3 separate regions of the Homo sapiens genome follow, and all the other regions are linked to region 2. A link is a contact called in ENCODE Hi-C or POLR2A ChIA-PET data. All regions are on one chromosome and are shown on one strand. Each heading gives the region's core, a stretch centred on a gene start or an enhancer-like site at or near the end of the contact. The rest is flanking DNA. Distances are from core to core; before and after follow the strand shown.

The links. Hi-C counts contacts between places; a loop is a spot of excess contacts on that map. ChIA-PET counts read pairs that join two places held with the same protein, here RNA polymerase II (POLR2A). Pooled maps may share reads with other maps.
Region 1: a map with no recorded cell type shows a loop between it and region 2 (2.8-fold over the local background). The contact joins the promoter of TNFSF10 here to the enhancer-like site in region 2. A Hi-C loop is called at or near these places in 4 of 37 single-sample maps with no recorded cell type and 8 of 50 pooled maps.
Region 3: a map with no recorded cell type shows a loop between it and region 2 (22-fold over the local background). The contact joins the promoter of LINC02068 here to the enhancer-like site in region 2. A Hi-C loop is called at or near these places in 15 of 37 single-sample maps with no recorded cell type and 11 of 50 pooled maps. POLR2A ChIA-PET finds 5 or more read pairs at or near these places in 2 of 52 experiments (K562 and activated naive CD4-positive, alpha-beta T cell).

The regions. Positions count from the first base shown.
Region 1 is chr3:172,520,909-172,524,900 of GRCh38, reverse strand. It overlaps TNFSF10 (TNF superfamily member 10), which reads left to right and starts at 1,471. Exons shown (of 5, transcript NM_003810.4): 1 at 1,471-1,648. The coding sequence starts at 1,517. It also overlaps the pseudogene TBPL1P1. RefSeq lists an enhancer at 1,490-1,539.
Region 2 is chr3:172,140,044-172,144,080 of GRCh38, reverse strand. All of the region lies in intron 3 of FNDC3B (fibronectin type III domain containing 3B), which reads right to left. Among named protein-coding and RNA genes, the nearest start is that of FNDC3B, 100 kb to the right of the region's middle. RefSeq lists enhancers at 1,505-1,554, 2,743-3,566. Within about 2 kb of position 1,425, at least 11 of the 41 ENCODE cell types and tissues checked have a DNase peak (open chromatin) inside an H3K27ac peak, as active enhancers do.
Region 3 is chr3:172,593,995-172,597,516 of GRCh38, reverse strand. LINC02068 (long intergenic non-protein coding RNA 2068) reads left to right here and starts at 1,910. Exons shown (of 4, transcript NR_146714.1): 1 at 1,910-2,114; 2 at 2,936-3,056. RefSeq lists a silencer at 1,104-1,398.

The DNA of each region.
Region 1 (3,992 bases), core at 222-2,721, 380 kb before region 2:
GTAACTGTAGATCTAGGGTCCCAAACTTTAGGTTTCAAAGGATCTCTTGGAGTACTTGCTGAAAAATGTAGGTTCCTAAGTCCACTGCCAGAAACTCTGACTCAGTGGGTCAAGAATGGAATAACTAAACAATGGCCCCATGCAGTGGTTCATGCCTGTAATCCCAGCACGTTGGGAGGTTGAAGCAAGAGGATCACTTGAGGTCAGGAGTTCGAGACCAGCCTGGCCTACATGGTAAAACCCCATCTCTACTAAAAATACAAAAAAATTAGCTGGGCATGGTGGCATGCACCTGTAATCCCAGCTACTTGGGAGGCTGAGGCAGGAGAATTGCTTGAATCTGGGAGGTGGAGGTTGTAGTGGGCCGAGATTGTGCCATTGCACCACTGCACTCCAGCCTGGGCGATAAAGTGAGATTCTGTCAAAAAAATAAATAAATACATGAAAGAGAGAAAGAAAGAAAGAAAGAAAGAAAGAAAGAAAGAAAGAAAGAAAGAAAGAAAGAAGGAAAGAAGGAAAGAATAGAAAAGAAAAGAAAGAAAGAAAGAAAGGAAGAAAAGGAAAGAAAGAAATGCTGAATAAGATATAGAGACAACATACAGCTGGGCCAGCTTATGACATCTGATAGTGGGGAGATTTGGGGCTGGGTCCTGAATCTGAGGGTAATTAACTCCCTGTAACTTCTTTTCCTAATCTGTAAAAGGATAGTGACAGCGAGACATTGTGATGGGGTTAATATTTTGGAAAACATCCACATGTTTTTTTCCTTTGCCTTTCTGAGTGTGTCAACTACTTCCTACCTGTCCAGCCTAACACACAGGCATGTTGTCTTGGTAGGGATGGAGATCTGAGAAGGAGATTAGAATTTGTGTCTGAAGGTTTGCAAAGAGGAAGAAGTCGTCAATATTTAGATTCTGACATTCAAGATGGAATTATGTAGCAAGACCATTGCTATGAGACAGTATTTCTATTTTCCTTTATCCACTCCCACCCTGCCCTCTTCCCACCCTCACAGTAGCATGAGAAAAACCACATATGGAAGTTTCAGGTCATAAAAATTATCTTATAATTTAGAAAACAGGCCTTGTGCCTATGACAGCCAGGCCATGAGGCTTAGAGCTCTGTGGTAGAATGAGGATATGTTAGGGAAAAGCAAAGAAAATCCCTCCCCTCTTTGGCTGAGGACATTATCAAAAGGAGAGCAAGAAAGAGAAGAGAGAAATGGGCTTGAGGTGAGTGCAGATAAGGGGTGCATGGATCCTGAGGGCAAGGAGAGGAGCTTCTTTCAGTTTCCCTCCTTTCCAACGACTACTTTGAGACAAGAGCTGTCCCTGGGCAGTAGGAAAGGGGAGGGACAGTTGCAGGTTCAATAGATGTGGGTGGGGCCAAGGCCACAGAACCCAGAAAAACAACTCATTCGCTTTCATTTCCTCACTGACTATAAAAGAATAGAGAAGGAAGGGCTTCAGTGACCGGCTGCCTGGCTGACTTACAGCAGTCAGACTCTGACAGGATCATGGCTATGATGGAGGTCCAGGGGGGACCCAGCCTGGGACAGACCTGCGTGCTGATCGTGATCTTCACAGTGCTCCTGCAGTCTCTCTGTGTGGCTGTAACTTACGTGTACTTTACCAACGAGCTGAAGCAGGTCAGTGCAGTGCAGTGCACTCAGTCTTCGAGGCGCTTAGCAAATGTCTGGTTACCTGCTTCTTTGCATGTCAGCTTGCCCCTCTCTGAAGACTTTCCTGCTTCCTTTCTCTGTGGGTACACTCTAACTGCTAAATCACATAACAACTGAGGTCTTTGCAAAACTGTAAGTTCAAGAAATTGTGTAAACTAAGTGCAGTTACACAACTGGCTTCACTAGTTACTAGCAGATGTGGGCAACAAAACTCCTGAGGGATTTTTTGTTTTTAAAAGTATGTGTATTTTATAATATCAGCCATTGCAACTCTTCATGAAAGCTTTCTGCTAAATGCTTTGTAGTTCTTTTGTTTTCCTTTTCCAAACTTTTATTTGTGCACATTCAATTGAAAAAGATAATTTTTACAGGTTCTTTGGTGCCCATTTTCAGCATACAAAAATGTAAAAGACTATTCACAGATAAAACACATTAGCTCAAAATGGAAAAAAATAACAATGACAACAATAAAACAACCTAAGGTAGTGCACACTGTGACAGCTCTGCTTATGGGGACATGAGAATTCCTGCGAAAATAAATAGAATGTCCTTTTGTAAAAGCAGCAATGACATGTCTTGTAAACTTCCTTTTTTATATTATAACAAGGTTTGGAATAAAATCCAAAGGGACTGGAGCTTACACTGTAGCCATGAATAAATAAAAGAGTCTATTTCCTCAATTACCGTTGGTTCAGTTTTCCTTTTGAGTCCAATGTGCAGCAGGTTTTAAAAGGTGCACAGTAAGAGATTCTAACCAATTAAGTGGTGAATGATAAAATTTCTTTCCTGCTTTCAAACACAAATGGGTAAATCTGTTCCACAGCAGTAGCAACAGCCTTTAAATAGGGCCTTGTTACTGTGATACTTCCTGTCGAAAAAATCTGTAATGTAGCTCTTAGAGTCTTTATCCAATAGCACACAGCAGGATGAAGTTCAGATTCATAACTCACATGAGGTCTATTGCTCTTTGTGAATTCTGGCAAACAGATTTCTTTATTTTTAAATTTTTTTATTTTACTTTAAGTTCTGGGATACGTGTACAGAACGTGCAGGTTTGTTACATAGGTATACATGTGCCATGGTGGTTTGCTGCACCCATCAACCCATCATCTAGGTTGTAAGCCCCACAGGCATTAGGATTTGTTCTAATGCTCTCCCTCCCCTAGCCTCCCACCCCCGACAGGCCCCAGTGTGTGTGTTGCCCTCCCTGTGTCCATGTGCTCTCACTGTTCAACTCCCACTTATGAGTGAGAACATGCAGTGTTTGGTTTTCTGTTCCTGTGTTAGTTTGCTGAGAATGATGGCTTCCAGCTTCATCCATGTCTCTGCAAAGGACATGAATTCATTCTTTTTAATGGCTGCATAGTATTCCATGGTGTATATGTGCCACATTTTCTTTATCCAGTCTATCACTGATGAGCATTTGGGTTGGTTCCAAGTCTTTGCTATTGTAAATGGTGCTGGAATAAACATATGTGTGCATGTGTCTTTATAGTAGAATGATTTATAATCCTTTGGGTATATACCCAGTAATGGGATTGCTGAGTCAAATGGTATTTCTGGTTCCTTGAGGAATTGCCACACTGTCTTCCACACTGGTTGAACTAATTTATACTCCCACCAACAGTGTAAAAGCATTCCTATTTCTCCACATCCTTCCAGCATCTGTTGTTTCCTGACTTTTTAATGACCACCATTCTAACTGGAGTGAGATGGTATCTCATTATGGTTTTGATTTGCATTTCTCTAATGACCAGTGATGATGAGCTTTTTTTCATGTTTGTTGGCCACATAAATGTCTTCTTTTGAGAAGTATCTGTTCATATCTTTTGCCCACTTTTTGATGTGGTTTTTTTCTTGTCAATTTGTTTTACAAGAAACAAATTCCTTGTAGATTCTGCATATTAGACCTTTGTCAGATGGGTAGATTGCAAAAATTTTCTCCCATTCTGTAGGTTCCCTGTTCACTCTGATGATAGTTTCTTCTGCTGTGCAGAAGCTCTTTAGTTTAATTAGATCCCATTTGTCAATTTTGACTTTTGTTGCAATTGCTTTTGGTGTTTTAGTCATGAAGTCTTTGCCCATGCCATCTTGAATGGTATGCCTAGGTTTTCTTCTGGGGTTTTTATGCTTTTAGGTTTTACGTTTAAGTCTTTAATCCATCTTGAGTTAATTTTTGTAGAAGCTGTAAGGAAGGGGCCCAGTTTCTGTTTTCTGCATATGGCTAGCCAGTTTTCCCAGCACCATTTATTAAATAGGGAATCCTTTCCCCATTGCTTGTTTTTGTCAGGTTTGTCAAAGATCAGGTGGT
Region 2 (4,037 bases), core at 176-2,675:
ACCAAGCTTCCTATATATCCTGCAGAACCATGACCCAATTAAACCTCTTTTCCTTATAAGCTACACAGTCTCAAGTATTTCTTTACATCAATGCAAACACTGACAAGCACGAATGAGCCTCATTTACTATTTATTTATTTATTTATTTATTTATTTATTTATTTATTTATTTTGAGATGGAGGCTCACTCTGTCACCAGACTGGAGTGCAGTGGCACGATCTCGGCTCACTGCAACCTTCACCTCCCAGGTTCAAGCGATTCTCCTCCCTCAGCCTCCAGAGTAGCTGGGACTACAGGTGTGTGCCACCACGCCCAGCTAATTTTTGTATTTTTAGTTGAGACAAGGTTTCACCATGTTGGCCAGGATGGTCTCAATCTCTTGACCTCATGATCCGCCCGCCTCGGCCTCCCAAAGTGCTGGGATTATAGGCATGAGCCACCGCCCCAACCCTCATTTACTAAAGCATAATTTGTTCCTGGGTCTGACACAGAGTTTACCGAGAATTTATTACTATACATAAACGCTATAATTTCCAACAGCAAGAAAACATAAAATATTAATAAAATTAACGAGTAACCTAAAATATTTGTTAATAACACAAAAATAAATACAAAGTTTGGGAAAAAGTTGATGTATCTTTAAGGATTAAATAGCCTAACATTTTCTAAGGTATTCCCATCCTATTCTCCCCCAAAATAAAGTTATTAAAAGCATGAATATAATGATTCCCTCATGCATTTTTACAGGTAAGAGAAGCTAATCCATATATTGGACTTTTTCAGAATTACTGTTTTTGGAAACACACTCATGCCTGTATTCATTATCTTAAATTGAGGAACTAAGAGTGAAAATAACTAAATTTAACTACCTTTTCAGAACAACAAAAATAAATAACTTCTCTAAATTACCTAAGAGAATTTTTCCATCATTTTATCTTCAGCAGTACTATCACTGTCTGAATGTTTGTGTCCCCTACCCCAGCGCAAATTCATACATTGAAATTCTAACCCCAAAGGTGATGGTATTAGAAGGGGTGGTACTAGAAGGGGTGACTGGATCATGAGGGACACTAATCCCCATTCATGAGGGATTAGTGTCCTTATAAAGGAGGCCCAAGAAGACCCCTAGGCCTTTCAGCCACGTGAGGACACAGAGAGAAACTGCCATCTATGAACCAGAAAGCAGGCCTTCCTCAAACACCAAAGAAGCTAGTATCTTGATCTTGGATTTCCCAGCCTCCAGAACTGTAGGAAATAGATTTCCGTTGTTAATAAGCCACCCGGTCTCTGGTATTTTTGTTATAGCAGCCCAGACAGACTAAGACAAGTATCAGGAAATGACTTTCCTTCAGTCTGAATGCCTCCTGCATGCAGGATAGGCTCTGGGATACAAAGATGACTAAGCTTTGACCCTTGCCCTTGAAGAACTTAATCCAGTCTTCCTTAAAGACACTTGTAACATGAACTTTTCTATTTCAGGTTGGAAGTGCAAGAACAAGAGTAAAAAATACAGAAAGAATAAAGCAGGAACTGAAAGACTACAAGCTGTGAAATAGCCTGTGGCCAACCACTGAGGTAATGCGACACTGCTCGCTTTTCTGAATTATCTGACATGCAAAGATCTGTGACATTTAAAGAACTCTAAGCAGTGGTACCTTCAGAGATGACATTTTAATCATTGTTTAACAAGCCTAAAGGGCAGAAGGGTTGAGGAGTTAAACTGCGATTGCATAACTTTTAAACATGTTATTTTGAAGTGTTAGAATTTAAACGTGAAGACATCTAAAAAATCCTAATAACTCCAGTTCGCATAGGCTTTCTGAAATGCTTTAAAAATGATTAGCTAACAAAAAATGAAGGGGGGGTCAATGCCCACCCATAATAAAGAGCGAAAGCTTAGTAATCACTCCTATTTATTGGGCCCCTACTATGACTCAGAAATTGTTCTTAGTGCTCTGTACACAATAACTCATTTAATCACAGCAATCCTTCCAGAGAGAAATTACTATTCCAGCTCTACAGATAAGGAAACTGAGGTGTAGAGAAGTTAAGGAACTAATTTTACAATATACATCTAATGTGCAGGGGATTTTTGAGCCAGGCAATCTCACTCCAAAATCTATAATGATCTTCCCAATATATAGCCCTGACTGCTTCTTGGTACTGCCTAAGAAACAGAATGCACTAAATAAAAATTTTAACAAGTATGGAAACAAGTTTTTTTTTTTTGAGACGCAGTCTCACTCTGTCTCCCAGGCTGGAGTGCAATGGCACGATCTCAGCTCACTGCAACCTCCATCTCCCAGGTTCAAGTGATCCTCCTGTCTCAAGCCTCCTGAGTAGCTGGGATTACAGGTGCCAACCACCAAGCCCAGCTAATTTTTGTATTTTGGTATTTAGGGGGAAATAGAGATGGGGTTTCACCATGTTGGCCAGGCTGGACTTAAACTCCTGACCTCAGGTGATCTGCCCCACCTTGGCCTCCCAAAGTGTCGGGATTACAGGCGTGAGCCACTATGCCCAGCCAGAAGTATGGAATTCAATGAAAATGTAAAAGGAGGCACATTAGAAAAACTGCTTTGTTGGATAAAATAAGAGGATACAGCCTTCTCTGAATATAGCTGCTCAGGCGTGGTGCAAGAGTGAACGGCTGTTATTCAAAAGAAAACCAACAACTAAAAATCTACAACAAAATTTACTTTAAATTCATGGAACACTGGACCCATTGTTTTAGCTATAACCCCATATCTGAACAGTATACACATTCTTATAAACCTTCATCTAAAATGTTTGAACTGGTGCCATCACCAGCAACCCTATGAAAGCAAGTCTATCATAAATAAGCAATGAAAGGGAGACTAGAATTTCAACTGATTTCTACAAGTAGGAAAATGAAGTCATTGCCCACAATCATGCCATCTATTTAGGGGGGGGAAAAATCAGTAAAGCTGTGTATACAACTAGATAATGATGATAAGAATAATGACACTTACAATGGATTATCCTCACAATCCTATCAGATAGGTACTATCATTGTTCCCATTTTAAGAGAGGAAATTGGGGCTAACAGGTTAAGCATTAGCTACGAAATGACCAGGGATTCACACTACAGAGCTGTACTCTGAGAACTCAACACCAATTCATCTTAAGTCTGATGACACAACATTGGGTGACAGTTTTATCTAAGGGTTTAACATTCCGTTCTTATGTAAATATAAGAATAAACATAAAAATCAAGATAACTGAGACAGGAAGAAGGAGAAAGGCAGGAAGCAGCATATACCCTGAGTACCTCCCTTGAGAGGGACTTAAAACCTCCTAGGAAAGCAACATAGTTTGGTATTGACGTAACCCAGCCTCATGACATTACACAATCCCAGCAAGATGACAGTTGCACGTACAATCACAGCCTTTGCTCTCATTCCTTCCATAACCTGGACTTTCTGCTCTGGGCCCGTCAGTATTTTCCGGCCCTGGTGGAAACCACCTGCTGGTAAACTTCCAGTTACTCAGCAGCAAGCTGCTGTCTGTAAAAGGGTTTCTCAGGTCAGCGTATGGAATGTCTACTTGTAACAAATAGCTGTGCATCAGTCCATGTTGAGAGGAATTGCTAACTGTCATGTGCAAAATAGAGCCCCCAAACATTTCAGAGATCAAGAGTACTCCACAAAGCTGAAAGTAATTTTTCTTCAATCTTTCTCCAAATTTCATGTAAATCCAATCATGGAAAATGGAAAAATCGTCTAATGAAGCAAATATATATACACACACGTAAATATATATTTGTAGTACAGACACACACAGGTAAAAGACTGATTGGTCTTGAAGCTAACATTTAAGTATCATAAGGTAAGCTGGAGAGTTGGTAGAGTAATTCAGATTTTCCTAGAAATTCAGACTATCTTGGCTTAGAGCCTCCTGGGAGGATTAACTCTCACCATATACAGCTTTGGATCAATCAGAAAGAAAGATGGCCATGACACTAGGGCTAGCCTTGGCAAATGACTTGCTATTTTCAATTCTAGAAGATTTTCCA
Region 3 (3,522 bases), core at 661-3,160, 450 kb before region 2:
GCTTAAATGTCAGGGAATTTTTTTAATCCCTTTGGAAAATTGATGAAAACCCTTGATTTAAAAAATGTTTTTGGTAAAAAAGATCCCCTTTGATGGTGTTACCGAAAGGTAGTATGAGCTAAACAAAGTCGCACTGTGCCATCCTATAATTTTGTCCAAGAAAATGTGTCCTCTTCATGCCAAATCAACTCCTCAACATTCTTTGGGCTAAGAATTAATGCATAGTTGCAAATAACCATATACATTTTGTTAATTTTAAGATAATTATTTTTATTATTTACCTTGAAATATGCTCTTTATTGTAAGAGGATTAATTAACTTTGGCCCTTTCCTGGTATCATTTATCCTTGGATACTGAGTGCGTCTTATAATTCTGTTTTCTATGAAGAACTTTAGAGATGGAGCTTGTTTGTTGTATTCACACTTGTATGAGGCATTTTGTAAAGAAGTTCTTTACTTTGCAGATAGATAGCATAATAGAAGCACAGGGCAGACAGATGATCTGCAAAGGTCACACTAACAGTGTTTACATTTATGTCTGACTCCACTGCCTACTCTCTTTAGGTCAGAATGCCTCCTAGGCCCTCAAAAGCGGAGGCAGCCAGAAACCCAGCATTATTCTTTCTAATCCTCAGTCCTGTAAATGAGAAAATGATGTCTTACTTTTATAAAGTACTACTAATAATAGGGTCTGCATAGGGTACATGAGTGGCAAAGCACCTTCACAAACATATCATTTGGTCTTCTCTTATCACCCCAGGAAGTGGTGAAGAAGCAGGCAAGTGGGAAACTGAGGCTCGGAAAGCTAAAATGGCTTGTCTGAGGACCCACAGCTCAAAAACAGCAGTGTTGTGCCTGAAACTTAACACTTTTAGACTGTGGTGCCGAGTTCTGTTCTCTGTACCTCTCTGGTTTTTGGCATGAAAATAAAGCAGGGAAAGTTAGCAAAGAAATTCATTAACAAAGTTACCATTTAAATAACCTCTCCATCAAATACATGGTCTTCATACTGCAACATTTCCAGGTGAATAACTTTGGTGTTTCTCTTCTGACAGTGGCGTTCACAATACATACAAGAGGGAGCTTGGAGATCACACATTTCCTTACCTTGGAGGCTGAAGAAGATCCTGGTTTATGAACTCTCTGTTAGTAAGAAAACCAGCAAAAAGGCCTTTCAGATTCTCCGTCCCATATAGTGTGCTATTCAGGAGAGCCGATAGAGGGCGGTTACTGAACACAGATCGTGTGAAAATTAACAGCTTCCGAACTGATTTCTTTGCATTGGCTTTGTCAGTTTTACTTTCTATTTCTTGGGAAATATTTCTATTTCTAGTTCTATTAGATTTCTATTTCTATTCGTTTCTATTTCTTGGGAGTATGTCAGGGGAAGGCCAAGATCATAGCAGCAACGCAGACAGGATTTATGAAGTCTGCTTACCATTTCTCATAGAACTCTAGATTCTCCAAGCCTACAAGATTCTCCAAGCCTACAAGATTTATTCTAATAACCCCTGAAGTTAATCAGATTCATCTTATCCCTGACTCCTCACCCCTCTTCTCTCACCAATACACATGTCCTCTTGCTCCTGGTAATAACACAAAAACAACATGGTTAAATTTTGGACTGAACAATTACTAGGCAAGAGAAAGCACAAAATCCTTTGGTCTTGCACAGCTAATGGTAAGCAGCAACTGGAAATAAAAACAAATACACATTATGAGTTCAGCTATATCTCAAGTTAGTTTTTTTGCTTTTGCTTTTGTTTTCTTTTCCCTGCTCTATTAATGAGTTAATCAATTAAGATTTTCTTTCCTTGCATGGAAAGATTTTTGGCTTTGTTTTTAGATTAAGAAAGCTTTTCTCAGTTTCTTAGTTAATTATGAACATGCACTATCACATCATCTTGGACTCAATTCAAAAACTTATCTAAAACATGTAATTACTGGGAAATTCCAGATTAATTTCCTGCAAGTTTTAGTTAGTTAACGATTGTGTTAAACACTTAAGAGAGCAGCTCCTAGATGACTAAACCTGCTCAGCTGAAATCAAATGCTCTCATGCTTCCCTGAATGGACACACACAGAGTCTCTTCACCTGAGGAATAAAGTGTAAGGTGAGGACCCGGTTCTTACCTAAGAGAACAAAATAGCAAAGACACCTCTATAGCTTTGAGAATACGGACATGTTGGGCCGGGTGCGGTGGCTCATGCCTGTAATCCCAGCACACTGGGAGGCCGAGGCGGGTGGATCACCTGAGGTCAGAAGTTCAAGACCAGCCTGGTCAACATGGTGAAACCCCATTTCTACTAAATATACACAAATTAGCCAGACGTGGTGGTGGGCGCCTGTAATCCCAGCTACTCAGGAGGCTGAGGCAGGAGAATTGCTTGAATGCAGGAGGTGGAGGTTACAGTAAGCTGAGATTGCGCCATTGCGCTCCAGCCTGGGCAACAAGAGTGAAACTTCATCTCAAAAGAGAAAAAAAAAAGGGATACAGGCATGTCTTCTTGAGTTCTGGGTGAGAAAGAAAAAAAAGAATACAGATATGAAAGCTAGTATATACTCATGTATATATGAATGTATATACATTATATAAAGGTATTTATCTTGAGAGCTTATTGTTTTAATAATAATTCTTTTCCTATGGAGAACTCAAAATAATATATTGAGTCCCTGTCTGCATTGCCTTGGCGGGGAGGGAAGGTCGGAAAGAGAGAGAACAGGAGAAACGAAAGTTCACTTCAGGTCCTAGGTCACGTGGTGAATTTGGCAGAGCTTGACCGGGAACGCCTGCTTTTGTTAGACTTTGAGACTTGTAGGAAAACACTCCAAACAAAGGCCTTAAGACAAATCTACCAGTTGAGGTAGGAAATCCACTGAGATATTTAGTAGACAGAACTTGATAATTTCTTTCCTTTCATATTTTCATTTTAGATCTTCAGAACTTTTATTCAGGGGAGAAAGGCCCAGGTAGCTGCTGCTGTTCAGCTTAAGGCTAATCTGACCTTCTATAACAGGAGTTCAAGTCCCAGAAATCCCTAGTCCTCCATCAGAGGTAAGTAAGGATGGCAGCTGAACCCAAGAAAAGGAGCATGAATGATTAACTCTTCCTTCATTTCACCTCAGAAAATGGGGGCTGGGCGCAGTGGCTCACACCTGTAATCCCAGCACTTTGGGAGGCTGAGGCAGATGGATCACTGAGGTCAGGAGTTTGAGACCAGCTTGGCCAATGTGGTGAAATCCCATCTCTGCTAAAAATACAAAAATTAGCCAGGCGTGGTGGCGTGTGCCTGTAATCCCAGCTACACCAGAGGCTGAGGCAGGAGAATTGCTTGAACCCAGGAGGTGGAGGTTGCAGTGAGCTGAGATCACGCCATTGCACTCCAGCCTGGACAACAAGAGTGAAACTCCATCTCAAAAAAAAAAAAAAAAAAAAAAAGGAAAGAAAGAAAGAAAAGAAAAATAAAATGTGGGGAAAAATATTTTACTTTAATACTTTGCCTGCCCTGTCAAGACGTAGT